Regions from separate parts of the Homo sapiens genome. Here region 2 is linked to region 1. The links are chromatin contacts, found by Hi-C or POLR2A ChIA-PET in ENCODE. All regions are on one chromosome and are shown on one strand. Each heading gives the region's core, a stretch centred on a gene start or an enhancer-like site at or near the end of the contact. The rest is flanking DNA. Distances are from core to core; before and after follow the strand shown.

Region 1 (6,480 bases), core at 2,094-4,593:
AGCTCCACCTCCTAGGTTCACACCATTCTTCTGTCTCAGCCTCCCGAGTAGCTGGGACTACAGGTGCCCGCCACCACACCTGGCTAATTTTTTGTATTTTTAGTAGAGATGGGGTTTCACTGTGTTAGCCAGGATGGTCTTGATCTCTTGACCTCTTGATCTGCCCACCTCGGCCTCTCAAAGTGCTAGGATTACAGGCGTGAGCCACTGCACCTGGCCAAATTTCTGTATTTTTAGTACAGACAGGGTTTCACCATATTGGTCAGGCTGGTCTCGAACTCCTGACCTTGTGATCCAGCCGCCTCGACCTCCCAAAGTGCTGGGATTACAGGCTTGAGCCATCGCACCCGGCCCCAGAAGGAAATTTAAATTTCAGTGAATTTTATCCCCAAAGTTTATAATAGGGAGAAACAGAGGTTCAGAGAACTAAAATGACTTCTCTATATGCATATGGTTCATGGCACAGTTGAGACAGAAAGAGGACTTTTTATAAATAATGTTGACGATTGTTAGCAATTATGATTATATACAGTGAAGCATTGAAGCCAGCTTTGTAACTTCAGTTCAGACAAAGGAGTGGTAGGATGCTAATCCCCCAAATGCACAATGTTTTAGCAAAAGTACAGTGCACGGATAAGCTGATTTATGTTGTAGAATTGAGGTGGTGGGGATTGAGAGTGAAAGCTGTCAGAATCCAAATGGAGTCACTAATGTTAAAAAAAAAAAAAAAGAAAGAAAGAAAAAAAGAAAAAAAGCCCTGACAGAGCCATGAAGGGAGAGTTTTCGTGCATAAATACCTCGTAACAAAAATGACTACAAAAGACTCCAAAACCTACAATCTTGCAGAGAGGCCATCATAACCCTACACCAAAAAATACTTCTATCAGGACATCTGCCCAGCAACTACCTGTCCAGCCTTGAGCTGGCATCACCCCTGTTATTGATATTTGTAGCCAAGGGTAATTATTTCAAAACAATTATTCAATCTTCCTCATTTTTTTCCCTTAAAAACCTCTGTCTTCTGTTACCTCCCTGAATACACACAGAGTTTACTATGGCAAGCATCTTTCCATTGCGGTACTTTTTTCCCAAATAAACCTCTCTTCTTTTAGAGAGCCTGTCTCTTTGTTATTTAGGTGACAAGAGTGCATGAGAAATGCATAGGTGTAGAATTCTGATGTACTAGATCACCTCCTCCCCGTGGAAAACAAAACTACACTCAGTCTGAGTGGAGGAGTGCTTGAACTGTAAGTCCTTCTGTACAGGAAAGGAGTTACACACCCCTCCAGGAGGCCACCCCTACCCCCAAGCAGTTTGTTTTGGTCCGAAAATGACAAAGGAGACTGGACTTCAGCCATATGGCTGCTGGTTTGGGGCAGACCTGTTCACAGTAGAACCATAAGAGGTTATGACTTCCCTTGTGGTCACCAGGAGGCTGGGCTGAGCCGGCGTAAATGATGGCACTTGCTAGGGTCACAGAAATGCATCTTTAAGTGCATTCAATTACAGACCTACCCATACACTGCGTTTCTGACATGACCCTGAAGATTCCATAGCACATTTCTGGAAGGCTTATCTGAGAGTTGCAGGCAGGATCCAGCTCATTGTGGCTTTATCTACACAAGGCAGATGAGGACAAGGTTGTTACCATCTCCCATCTGTGGCTACTGATGCCTGGTTAAATAATTGTTCCAAGTCCCCTAGCTGAGGGGAAGTAGAGTCAGGTCTCTTAATGCTGTGCGATGCTCTATCTGGCCTTAGCTTGGCCTACTCTTCAACTTTGGCACAAACTGGAAGCAAGCTGCAAAGCCGGACTAAAGGTTCATAGGATTTTAAAACAGAGCCTGGCGTGGTGGCACAGGCCTGTAGTCCCAGCTACTTGGGAGGCTGAGGTAGGAGGATTGCTTGAGTCCAGGAGTTCGAGGCTGTAGTGAGCTATGATCACGCCACTGCACTCCAGCCTGGGCGACCCAGAGAGACTCCAACCGCCGCCCCCACAACAAAAACAGAAAGTAGGAAACGCCGTCTGTATTTGCAACTAGCTCGTTTAGTTCTCAGACATGAGTATTATGACAATATTCATTTGGCATTTCAGGATCCGAGCGAGGGAAAGCCTAAGCGAGCTGCTGAGTGGGGCCAGTGGTCCCGGGGCGTCCTGACTTCCAAGGCTCTGGGCCTTCGTGCTGCGGCCAGGAGCGCGTCGCCAAGCGCCTCCCCAAGGGTCCCCCTGCAGGGGTTCCTGTCCCCTAGGCACAGAGCCCCAAGCCCTGGGCGCAGGCTGCAGCTTCCCCCTGCCTGACCCCGCCAGCCTGCGCCTCCTCACCCGGGGACTAGCAGAAGCCTGGGCCCGCGCCTGGCGCTACGACTCCGGTCTTTAGTCTTTGTTTGGAGCACGGGAGAACCTGGGACGGAGGGAGGCATGACTTCAATATTCATATCGTTGTTAAATAAACGATTTCCTAATTTGTATCTGTTTCATGCCAGCGTGAAACTTCTGTAGGCAGAGCCGGCTGCGCTGCCAGCACTTTCTTCTGCTCGTCCCCACCCACCTCTGCCTCCCCCACCCAGCCTTCCCTCGGCAGCAGCGGGGAAGAACAGCCGAGCAGACCAAACAGCCGGGGCCGCGGGTGGGAGGCTGTTCCCGCAGCTCGTGGCTGGCGTTGGAGAATGTGGAGATTTTCCCATTCATAAAAGGAACGTCTCCGCTTGCCGCCTTCCCGTCCGCCGCACACCGCCACATCCGCAGCGGGGTAGGGCTGGGTCTGGGGGCGCTGGGTTCCCAGGGGTCTACCCGGGCGCGCTCTCGCCTTTCTCAGGAAACCCCATTTTGTGAGCGGCACCGCGTGTCCTCTCTCAGTCCGTGCACACAGTTGACCTGGAGCGCGGATGAGCACCCTTGGTTGAAAGGAAGAGACAAAATGGCTTGTGGTTCAATTCATAAATAAAACCTCACCCTTGGACTTCAGGCTGCCCGACATTTTGGGACTTGGATTTTTTTGCTTTATCGTAGTTTTAGGAAGCGACTGTCAGGCCATGTTGCCTATCCATTTCTAAACGACTGGCTTTTTAGGATCCCGTTTTCACCCTTCTATGGCGGTGGGTTGGGGGTGGGGTGTGGAACTGGAGTGGCCCAGGGAGACGATGGCAGGGGCGGGGCGGGGCAGGTCGTTGTACTGATTCAAGATACAATCTCCATCCAAATAATGGATTGTTATTAACAATGATCCTCCCTGCAAAACCCTTAAAATTGCCCCTTGATTCCCTAGCAGCAAGAGGCGAGCCCTTATTCGCTGAGCTGAAGCCTCCTCCCCCCTCCTCCCCATTACTCTCTGCTCTGGAAATTACAACTCCTCGGCGCGCCGCGCGGGGAGGCAGCGGCAGCGGCGGGAGGGAGGCGGGGAGGGGATTCCCGAGCCAGCCGGACGCTCGCCCTCCGCCCGCCGGCTGCAGCGTCGCGCGGCCCAAGGTCAGAGGCGCCGCAGGAGCAGCAGCTGGGAACCAGGGAAGCGGGTCAATCCCGGCCGCAGGGAGAAAGCCCCAGGGCGCAGTCAGCCGGCGTCCACAGCCGCCCAGGAGTAGGGTGAGCGGCTGTCTCCGGGCCGGTCGGGTCCCGCCGAGGTGGCCGCGGCCCCAGCGACCCGGCGGGTGGCGGCCCAGGGGTCGGCGAGCAGGCAGCTGGAGCCCCACCTTCGGCTCCCGGGCGCTGTCCGCCGCCTCGTGGTGCTGATCCCAGCCCCACGGCTGAGCGGCCTTCGCACCTGCCTGTCTCACCTCGCTATCACCCCGATAAGGAGTTGGGCCGGGGCAGAAGGGGGGCCTCGGGGTAGCCGCCCACCGGAGCCAGGGGCTGAAGCAGCGAGCGCACAGCAGCCCGGCCGCTGGTCCTGGGGTGGAGAGGAGGCGCGCGCTGCAGCCGGCGGCGGCGCTGGTGCTGATTCATCACCTAAAGCTCCTCGCAGGCCACCGCGAGGGCAGCCGACCGGCTCCGGAATCTGGCCGCAGGTTGAAGCCGCTGGTGCGGGACCCTCGGGCAGGAGGTGAGGACCCCCTCCCTTCTCTCGCCCCTCAATCATCTTAGGGCGGTGGCTACAGGACAGAGAGAGGGGCGTGCCCCTCGGCTGTGAAGTGGGCATGCCCGTGTGATGCCCCCGCCCGTCGTCTCACCGGGGCGCACCGCGCTGGTCCTCCTCCGCCAGTCTCCCGAGCTCCGGCCATTCATCCCCAGCGCAGAGCAGCGCTGGCAGCCGGCGCCGCGATGGAGGAAGAGCTGAAGTGTCCCGTGTGCGGCTCTCTGTTTCGGGAGCCTATCATCCTGCCCTGTTCCCACAATGTCTGCCTGCCTTGCGCTCGCACCATCGCGGTGCAGACCCCGGACGGTGAGCAGCACCTGCCCCAGCCGCTCCTGCTTTCCCGGGGATCGGGGCTGCAGGCGGGCGCCGCCGCCGCTGCCTCTCTGGAGCACGACGCTGCGGCTGGCCCGGCCTGCGGCGGTGCAGGCGGGAGTGCAGCTGGCGGCCTCGGCGGCGGTGCGGGAGGTGGCGGAGACCACGCGGACAAGCTCAGCTTGTACAGCGAGACAGACAGCGGCTACGGGTCCTACACCCCGAGCCTCAAGTCCCCCAACGGGGTTCGCGTGCTGCCCATGGTGCCCGCACCACCCGGCTCCTCGGCTGCGGCGGCTCGGGGTGCCGCCTGCTCCTCGCTGTCCTCGTCTTCGAGCTCCATCACGTGCCCGCAGTGCCACCGCAGCGCATCCCTGGACCACCGCGGCCTGCGCGGCTTCCAGCGCAACCGGCTGCTCGAGGCCATCGTGCAGCGGTACCAGCAGGGCCGCGGGGCCGTGCCGGGGACGTCTGCAGCCGCGGCGGTGGCCATCTGCCAGCTGTGCGACCGCACCCCGCCAGAGCCAGCAGCCACGCTCTGCGAGCAGTGCGACGTCCTCTACTGCTCTGCCTGCCAGCTCAAGTGCCATCCATCCCGGGGACCCTTCGCCAAGCATCGCCTGGTGCAGCCGCCGCCGCCGCCGCCGCCGCCCGCCGAGGCAGCCTCCGGGCCCACTGGCACCGCCCAGGGCGCCCCCAGCGGAGGCGGCGGCTGCAAGAGCCCGGGAGGCGCGGGGGCGGGGGCGACTGGGGGCAGCACGGCCCGCAAGTTCCCCACGTGTCCCGAGCATGAAATGGAGAACTACAGCATGTACTGCGTGAGCTGTCGAACCCCGGTGTGTTATCTGTGCCTGGAGGAGGGCCGGCACGCCAAGCACGAGGTGAAGCCGCTGGGGGCCATGTGGAAGCAGCACAAGGTGAGCCCGCGGGACGCGGGAGTGCAGGTGCCAGGGAAGAGGGTACGAGGAGAAAGGCTTTTGGCCTCTCCCTTGGAGAGCTGACAGAAAGTCGGTCAGAGGGTCAGGCAGGAATTACCTCACTCATTAGCCATTCATTCCATCAGATAGTCATTTGACAAACAGGTAAGGGACTCCCGGTACTTTGGACTGGATGCTGGAGATGGGAAGGGTATGGAAAGATGACTTATTAGGTCCCCACCCACCCGAGGTTTTAGGATTTATGTAGGCACAGGGCACCCAAAACGCAGACACAGGGCTCTTTTACTCCCAACGTCTGACTAATAAGTTACCTTGATGGTCCCTTTTGAGTTAAGGCATGCAGGATCTCCTTTTCCCCTCTGCCACCCTCAGCAACTTATGGCTGGCAATGTGTCCTTGTATCTGATACTGCGAGAAAGAGAGGAGCCATCAAAATCTGGTTAGGTCCTTGATCAGACCCCAAGTCAAGACTAGAGTTGGTTTTTCTAACATTCACCTAAATTTCCCATCCAAATGCCAAAGATGAGCAATTGGACTCACTTCCCCAGAGGTCAATGAACTAGGCCTGGCAGAGTTAGAATCTTGTGGGAAGGACCCCTAACCGCCTCTGGAACTTCAGACACCAATTATTCCTTGTAGTCTTACCAGTAAACAGTCACCGCAGAGGCAAGAGGTCTCCACACAGCCCAGCCAGAAATATATATTTGAATTGAGGAGGAAAATAAAGTAATTGGCCAAGGCTATCCAACTGGAAATAAGCAAAAAGGTGAGCACAGATGAGAGGAAGAGACTAAGAGACTAACCATTCCTATATAGATTTGTTGTTCATATATAGTTACTCTATAGTATTATCTGCTATAATGAGCATACGTTGTTATTATAATTTAACATTTTAGAATAACAAATTAGAAAAAACAAACATGAAACACTTTAGGAATCCACCTTTAAGAGGAGAATTTGCATAATACATATGAAAAAAAGATAAATATGCAGTCAAATCCCTAGTTCTAGAGCAGTAGTTCTCAACTGTGTCCAATTTTCACCCCTTACCCCAACCCCTCCCCAACATTTGGCAATGTCTGGGGACATTTTTAGTTATCACACCTAGAAGGTGCCACTGGAATCTAGTGGATAGAGGCCAGGGAAGCTGATAAACATTC
Region 2 (6,756 bases), core at 472-2,971, 49 kb after region 1:
GCATGGCTGGGGTGCTCACTACTAACGAGCCTGCCAAGGGTGCCCACAGCTGTGGCTTTGCCCTGAGACTGGCCCTGGGAGTAGGGTCACCAGCATGGACACAGGAGACTCAGGTCCTGGCCTGTGAAACTACTGGGACCTCTGTTAGGAGGGCAGATGGGGATGGGTCCTCCAGGGCTGCCCCTGAGGCCTGGGCTTCTCTAGGGTGCCTTGGTCTCTCTCCTCAGACACAAAGAAGGCAGTGCCCCCCCAACACCCCTGCACCATAGCTCTGTACTCTTTCTCCTCTCCCAGGGATTTTGTGCTCACACCTGGCCAGCATGTGGGGATGGACGTGGGGGTGAAGAATCCCCAAGGCCAGAAATGGAGAGTTGCAAGTTGCAGCCACCTGAAGCCACCTCCTTGCTATGGAGCCTTGCTCCTGGTCTGCTAAGGGCCATCTCCCCAGCAGGAAGGGGTGAGGAACTTCAAGAGCTGACCTTGACTTCGCTGGGCCCCAGCCCCAGGCAAAATTGACCCGGAGGCTCTCAGTGCTCTGGGCCCACCTGCAGCTCCTATAACAGCCCCTGGGGCACCTTCCCGCAGAGGAAGGACCAGCTTCTTCTTTCTCAGGGAAGCCACGTCTAATCTGGGCCAGGGACTTGCCTGAGGGCCCTCAGGACCCCATCTGCTTGCCTCTTTGCTTGTAGGCAGGGCCCCTTCTCTCCTGAGTCCTGGGGAAGAGGCGGGCAGCTCTGTGCCTCTGCCCGGACACTGCAGGCTGGCCACTCTCCCTCCCACCCACAGAGGGGCCAAGTCCAGGCCCATCAGCTCCGTCTCTGCTTGCTTAAACCAAACTGGCACCCAGATACCCTGTTTGCTGGCAGGAGTGATAACAAGAAGCATTTATCAAACCCTTACTTGTGCTCAATGCTGTAGGAAGCACTCGATGTATCTGAGCTCATTTAATCCTTGCAAAGGTACTATTATTGTTGCCATTTTACAGATTATAAAACTGGGGCTTAGGCTGGAATGGTGGCTTGCACCTGCAATCCCAGCACTTAAGGAGGCCGAGGCAGAAGGATTGCTTGAGCCCAGGTGTTTGAGACCAGCCTGGGCAACTTAGTGAGACCCTGTCTCTGTAAATAATAGTAATTTTAAAAATTAGCCAGGCATGGTGCTGTGTACCTGTAGTTTCAGCTACTTGGGAGGCCGAGGCAGGAGGATCGCTTGTGCCCAGGAGTTCAAGACCAGCCTGGGCAATATAGTGAGACCCTCCTCTCTACCAAAAAAAAAAAATATATATATATATATATATTTTGTTTGTTTGTTTAATATATATATTAAAAAGCCTGGGCTTAGGAAGGTCAGACAACGGCTCGGGTCACGCGGCTAGTTGATACTGTCAGGGTTGAGCCCAGGACCCCAGCCTTGGTTTGTGTGGTGCAGACTCCCCAGCTCTCCTGGCCATTGGCCACCACACCCCTCCCAAGGGCTGCGGAGCACTTCTTGGGCCTTTGCTGTCTTTGACAGCCCCTTGGTGCCACCTCAGTAAGAAAAGCAGAAGGGAAGTGAGGCCATGAGAAGGTAGAGAGAACCTGCCCCTGTCTGCATGTCCTCCCACCCTCGGATGTGGATCGGGTAGGGTAAGCGCTATCTGGGAGGAAGCCGAGGCAGCCGGGAAGTTGGACCCCAGAGCTGACTGGGGGCCTGAGGCTTTGCTTAGGTTGGACTCATTCCTGCACCTCCCATGGGTCACTACCGCCACCCGGTGGTCGGTGTCCAAATAGCATCAACAGTGCGGTTTTAGTTTCCTTCTCCCACCTGCCGGATCCCGCCCCGGGCACCCTCGGGGGAAACCCTGCCTTCTCCGGAAACACCTGTCTGGGCCGCCCACCAAGTCCTCCTCGGGACTTCCTGTCGTGAATCCTCGCTGCTCACCTTCCCTCTGCCCTACCAGCAGCGTCCAGCAGATCAACTCATTATCAATCTGGAAGGACAAACATGGTTTTCTTAGCAGAGTGGCGCTGCTAAGGTTAAGGCTAAGACCTCAGCCCTGAGCGGGCGCGGTGGCTCAAGCCTGTGGTCTCAGCTACTCAGGAGGCTGAGGCAGGAGGATCCCTTGAGCCCAGGAGTCCAAGACCAGCATGGGCAACATAGTGAGGCCCTCGTCTCTATAAAATAATTTAAAAATTAGCCGGGCATGGTGTGTGCCTGTAGTCCTGTTGTACCTAGGCGAGTTAAGGAAACGCTACACTTTGAGACGAATTAAGAGTCCTTTATTAAGCCGGTGGCCAAAGAGACAGCTAATGCTCAAAATTCTCTCGGCCACGAGTAACGAGCTCGATTAACTTTTATACTTAGGTTTAGGAAGGGGAGGGGGACTCAAATGTAATAATTCTACAGAAGTAAAAACATGCAAGAATCAAAAGAAGCAAAATAGTTACAGAGAGATAAACAACTTGAAAGACAAATAGTTACAAGAAGAGCAACGGTACCAGGTGCAAGGTTCTAAATCTTTCATTATAATTAGATATAAGGTCTATGCCGGACACGAACTCAAGGTTTTATGTTGTTATCTCTTAGAGAAAAATCCTAAGAACTTCATACATTGTTGGTGTTAGTACCTTATCAGTTAATTGGGCTCTTTTGAAATGCTGAGGATCTGTTTACCCAGGCCAACTCCTTACGGAAGGGGGTTAGGTGAGGAGCCTTTAGTGTCTTGTAAATTAAAAGGTCAATTGGAGTTTGTCCAGCCTTCCCAGCTAGAGAGAGTCTTATTTACATGAGAAGCAAGGCTAGGTGATTAAAGAGACAAGCAGGACAAAATTCAAAGTAACAAGTTAGAGTAAAAAGGTTAGGCGTTTCAGTCCCAGCTATTCGGGAGGCTGAGGTGGGAGGATCCGTTGAGCCCAGGGGTTCCAGGCAACGGTGAGCCATGATTGCACCACTGCCTGGGCCACAGGGAGAAACAGCCACTCTAAAACAAAAAACCACCTCAAGGAAGGGAAGGAGAGTCTGCAGGATTCGGCCCATGGGAGAAGATGTGGTCAGCCAAGCCCCCCCTTGGGAGCATGTTCCTTACTTTTATTATAGATTCACTTCCACCGAGTGGATGTGAATTCTTACCACCTACAAAGTACGACGTTGCCAACACTGATCAAGAGCACAATGGACATTCTCAACGTTCCGCTATTGGTCACCTGAGGGATAATGACTGCGACAGAGGACTTGATTTCAACTTCAGCACCCTTCTGCCTGCCATACGCTGCTTTTTGAGGGACCCTAGGATGTTTCTGGGAAGATGAGCCAATGTTGAGTAGGGGCCTTTCAAAATTTCCTGAAGGCCTGGATGTCCACATCTTCATCGACCTCAGCATCCTCACTTGCCTAAAACAGAAAAGGGCGCCAAGTCAGTTATTTTCTTTGGCAGGAAAAGGTGCCTTTCTTACCCATTCTCCATGCTCCACAGTTTCAAATGGGACCTTCTCATCAAAACCCGAATTTTCTAGTGCGCAGATCCCAGATGCTGTCAGAAAGAGGGGGTTGAACAGCCTGGAGGTGTTCCTCTAGGGGAGTCTTCATCATGGCCTGTTAACAAGGTGTGTCCACTGTGAGAGAAGGCTCATGTGCCCAGGAGAGCACCTCACCACCACCTTGGGGACTATGTTTAAGTGAGGTTGTTCCCAGCATCCTATATATAATTTTCTTGGCCGGGTACAGTGGCTCATGCCTTTAATCCCAGCACTTTGGAAGTCCAAAATGGGAAGATCGCTTGAGCCTAGGAGTTCAAGACCAGCCTGGGTAACATAGTGAGACTCCTATCTCTACAAAAAACACAAACAAAATTAGCTGGGTCTCATGTCATGCGCCTGTAGTCCCAGCTACTCGGGAGGCTGAGGTGGGAGGATCTCCTGAGCCTGGGAGGGCGAGGCTGTTGTGCACCGAGATGGCGTCACTGCACTCCAGCCTGGGTGACAGAGTGAGACCGTGTCTCTAAATAAGTAAATAATTCTCCTGAGTTATCACCTACATCCCAGGCTGGGTGTGGTGATGGTCTTCCTGGGGACTCTCTTCCCAGGACGGAAGGTGGCGTGTGCAAGGGGGCCACCGTGGGCGTGCTGCTGGACCTGAATAAGCACACTCTCACCTTCTTCATCAACGGGCAGCAGCAGGGCCCCACAGCCTTCAGCCACGTGGACGGGGTCTTCATGCCAGCCCTCAGCCTCAACCGCAACGTGCAGGTACACACCTCCCCAGGGCCGGACCTGGTCTGGCTGCTCCCAACTGTTTGCCACAGGTCTCTGCAGTGCCCTTGGGCAGAGTGGGCCATAAAGAAGCTGACCACAGAGCCTTCCCAGACAGAGCTTATCAACTGGCCTGCCTTGGACATTTCCTGGAGGCGTTCCGTTCTAACCTGTTCACTTGGGACACCCAGGGGCCCTAAGGTGGCAGCTTCTGGAGACGCAGACCTCAGGACTGAGCTCAGTCCCTGGGGAGTGCTGGTAGCTCAGGAGGCCTGAAACAGAGAGAGACAAGAATGAGAGCCCAGGAGGGTGTGAGGAAGGGAGAAACACGGAGGTGCCATCCTTCGTCTTAGTAGAGTCCTCCTCCCCTTGGGATGGGGAGTTGGAGTGTGGGGAGCAAGGTCCTGTTTTGTGGCCCTGAATATTGAGGAGTCTACATCAATCACTGATTGATCGATTCGATCCTCTACTCATTTGCAAAAGGGATTTGTGGCAACCTAAAAGATAGGCTTATGGCCGGGCGCGGTGGCTTACGCCTGTAATCCCAGCACTTTGGGAGGCCAAGGCAGGCGGATCACGAGGTCAGGAGATCGAGACCATCCTGGCTAACACGGTGAAACCCTGTCTCTACTAAAAATACAAAAAAAAAATAGCTGGGCATGGTAGCGGGTGCCTGTAGTCCCAGCTACTCAGGAGGCTGAGGTAGGAGAATGGCATGAACCCGGGAGGCGGAGCTTCCAGTGAGCCGAGATCGCACCACTGCACTCCAGCCTGGGTGATAGAGCGAGACTTCATCTCAAAAAAAAAAAAAAAAAAAAAAAAGATAGGCTTAGGCTTGGCCTGACATGGTGGCTCACGCCTGTAACTCCAGTACTTTGGGAGGCCATGGCAGGAGAATCGCTTGAGCCCAGAAGTTTGAGACCAGCCTGGGGAATGAACAAGACACCATCTCTACCAATGAACAGATAAGCTTTTTTTAATCCAAAAAATAAGAGGTTGGCTATAATTCCTCACAGTTAATAGAATGGGTTTAATAGGAAAGGAAAGAAGGTCATGGCTAGAAAGTAGACACAAATATGTAACCACGGGAGCCAGTGCGTGAGAGCCGTGCTCCTGTGATGGCGTCTACTTTGCCCAGCTGTGGCAGCTCTGGCAAAATGAGGAACCAGTCAGCTGGGTGATTCTTATTATGAGGAAAGAGGTGCAAACCAACATAGCCTTTAATTAGGAATACTGGGGGACGTAATATTCAACAGTCCACAGCAGCCCTGAGCTATTGCATGGATGGCCCTGGAGCCAGCAGGGGATCCTGCCGGTGTCTGCGGTGCTGTCAGAGCCCTCAGGGTCCCTGCGGCAGCCTCTCCCACCCTCACTTGCCCTGTCTTCTTTTCCAGGTCACCCTGCACACAGGATTGGAAGTGCCGACTAACCTGGGGCGGCCAAAGCTGTCAGGCAATTAGCCCCGCTCCAGCTCGGCACTGTGCCTGTGACAGTGACATTCACAGGCAAAACGCCCACCATTCTCACTAAGCTCAAATAACCCACAAAAGCAGGATATGCAAATCATGGGTGCAACCTGGCAGCGTGGAGTGTCATAGAAACACATTTTCTTGGGGACGCAGGGAATGGGTCCACGGGCCATGCTCACAGCTGCCACTGTCAGTGGCAAAGGAAGGTACGTGTGTCACCCTTATTCCACCCAGACATTACGAACACTCCCCAAGAAGGACCTTTCTCAAGGGAGTCAGCATTCGGGCTTCATGTCTATGTTTCCTGCCATCTGTTTTCAAAGCTTGTCTTTTTTTGGAGGGAGAGGAAGGTAGACTTTGAGACTGGCCTCCTGAGAGCGGCAGTCAGGAGCTGCGCTGTAATCCCACGCCCCGGGTGTTGGCCCTCCGTGGGGACCTTGCCTCCTCAGAGTCCCGAGATTGCAGATTCTCATCATGCTGAGAAAGTTATCTTTTAGCTTCTTGGTCCTAGAGTCTTTAGTAGCACCTGCCACTTGCAGACCCAATGCAGGATTGATAGAAAGGGACATTAATCATTCATGCTTGACTTTTGCCTCTCTCACTGAAGTGTTAGAACCTTTTAAAATGGCTTCCTTTATTAATCAGCCAATTGTGTTCTCTCTCTCTCTTCCTCCATCCTTCATTTCTTCTCCCTCCCTCCTTCTCTTTCTCTCTTCTTCTCTCTCTCCTTCCTTCCCTCCTTTGCTCTCTCTTTCTTCCTTTCCTCCTTCTCTCTTACTTTCCTCCATCCCTGCCTCTTTCTTCCCTCTTTCGCTCTCTTTCCCTCCCTCCTTCTCTCTCTCTCTCACACACACACAGGCATGACAGTCTCCTAAAATTAATTCACTCAGTTCTTAGTTCTTAAATCCACGTGAAAACACAAGAATTTTAACAACTATGTCATAGGTCTTCGCCTGGTGATGGCTCCTTTCTGAAACTGGCAGCCCAAGAAGTTAACTGAAAATGCATCCAGATTGCTCTTCTGAGCTGAACCACTCTCAGACTCATAAGCATTTAAAATG

What was found. Hi-C counts contacts between places; a loop is a spot of excess contacts on that map. ChIA-PET counts read pairs that join two places held with the same protein, here RNA polymerase II (POLR2A). Pooled maps may share reads with other maps.
Region 2: a map of Caco-2 shows a loop between it and region 1 (2.3-fold over the local background). The contact joins the enhancer-like site here to the promoter of TRIM67 in region 1. A Hi-C loop is called at or near these places in 5 of 168 maps with a recorded cell type or tissue (Caco-2, HepG2, K562 and 2 more) and 5 of 50 pooled maps. POLR2A ChIA-PET finds 5 or more read pairs at or near these places in 2 of 52 experiments (CD4-positive, alpha-beta memory T cell and activated CD8-positive, alpha-beta memory T cell).

What each region holds. Positions count from the first base shown.
Region 1 is chr1:231,158,715-231,165,194 of GRCh38, forward strand. It overlaps TRIM67 (tripartite motif containing 67), which reads left to right and starts at 3,344. Exons shown (of 10, transcript NM_001004342.5): 1 at 3,344-5,299. The coding sequence starts at 4,256. RefSeq lists a silencer at 3,386-3,701 and an enhancer at 3,610-4,244.
Region 2 is chr1:231,209,755-231,216,510 of GRCh38, forward strand. It overlaps TRIM67 (tripartite motif containing 67), which reads left to right. Exons shown (of 10, transcript NM_001004342.5): 9 at 4,061-4,223; 10 at 5,621-6,756. The coding sequence ends at 5,686. Among named protein-coding and RNA genes, the nearest start is that of TRIM67-AS1, 26 kb to the left of the region's middle. RefSeq lists enhancers at 1,582-1,991, 2,112-2,171, 5,207-5,708, 5,622-5,731. Within about 2 kb of position 1,722, at least 4 of the 41 ENCODE cell types and tissues checked have a DNase peak (open chromatin) inside an H3K27ac peak, as active enhancers do.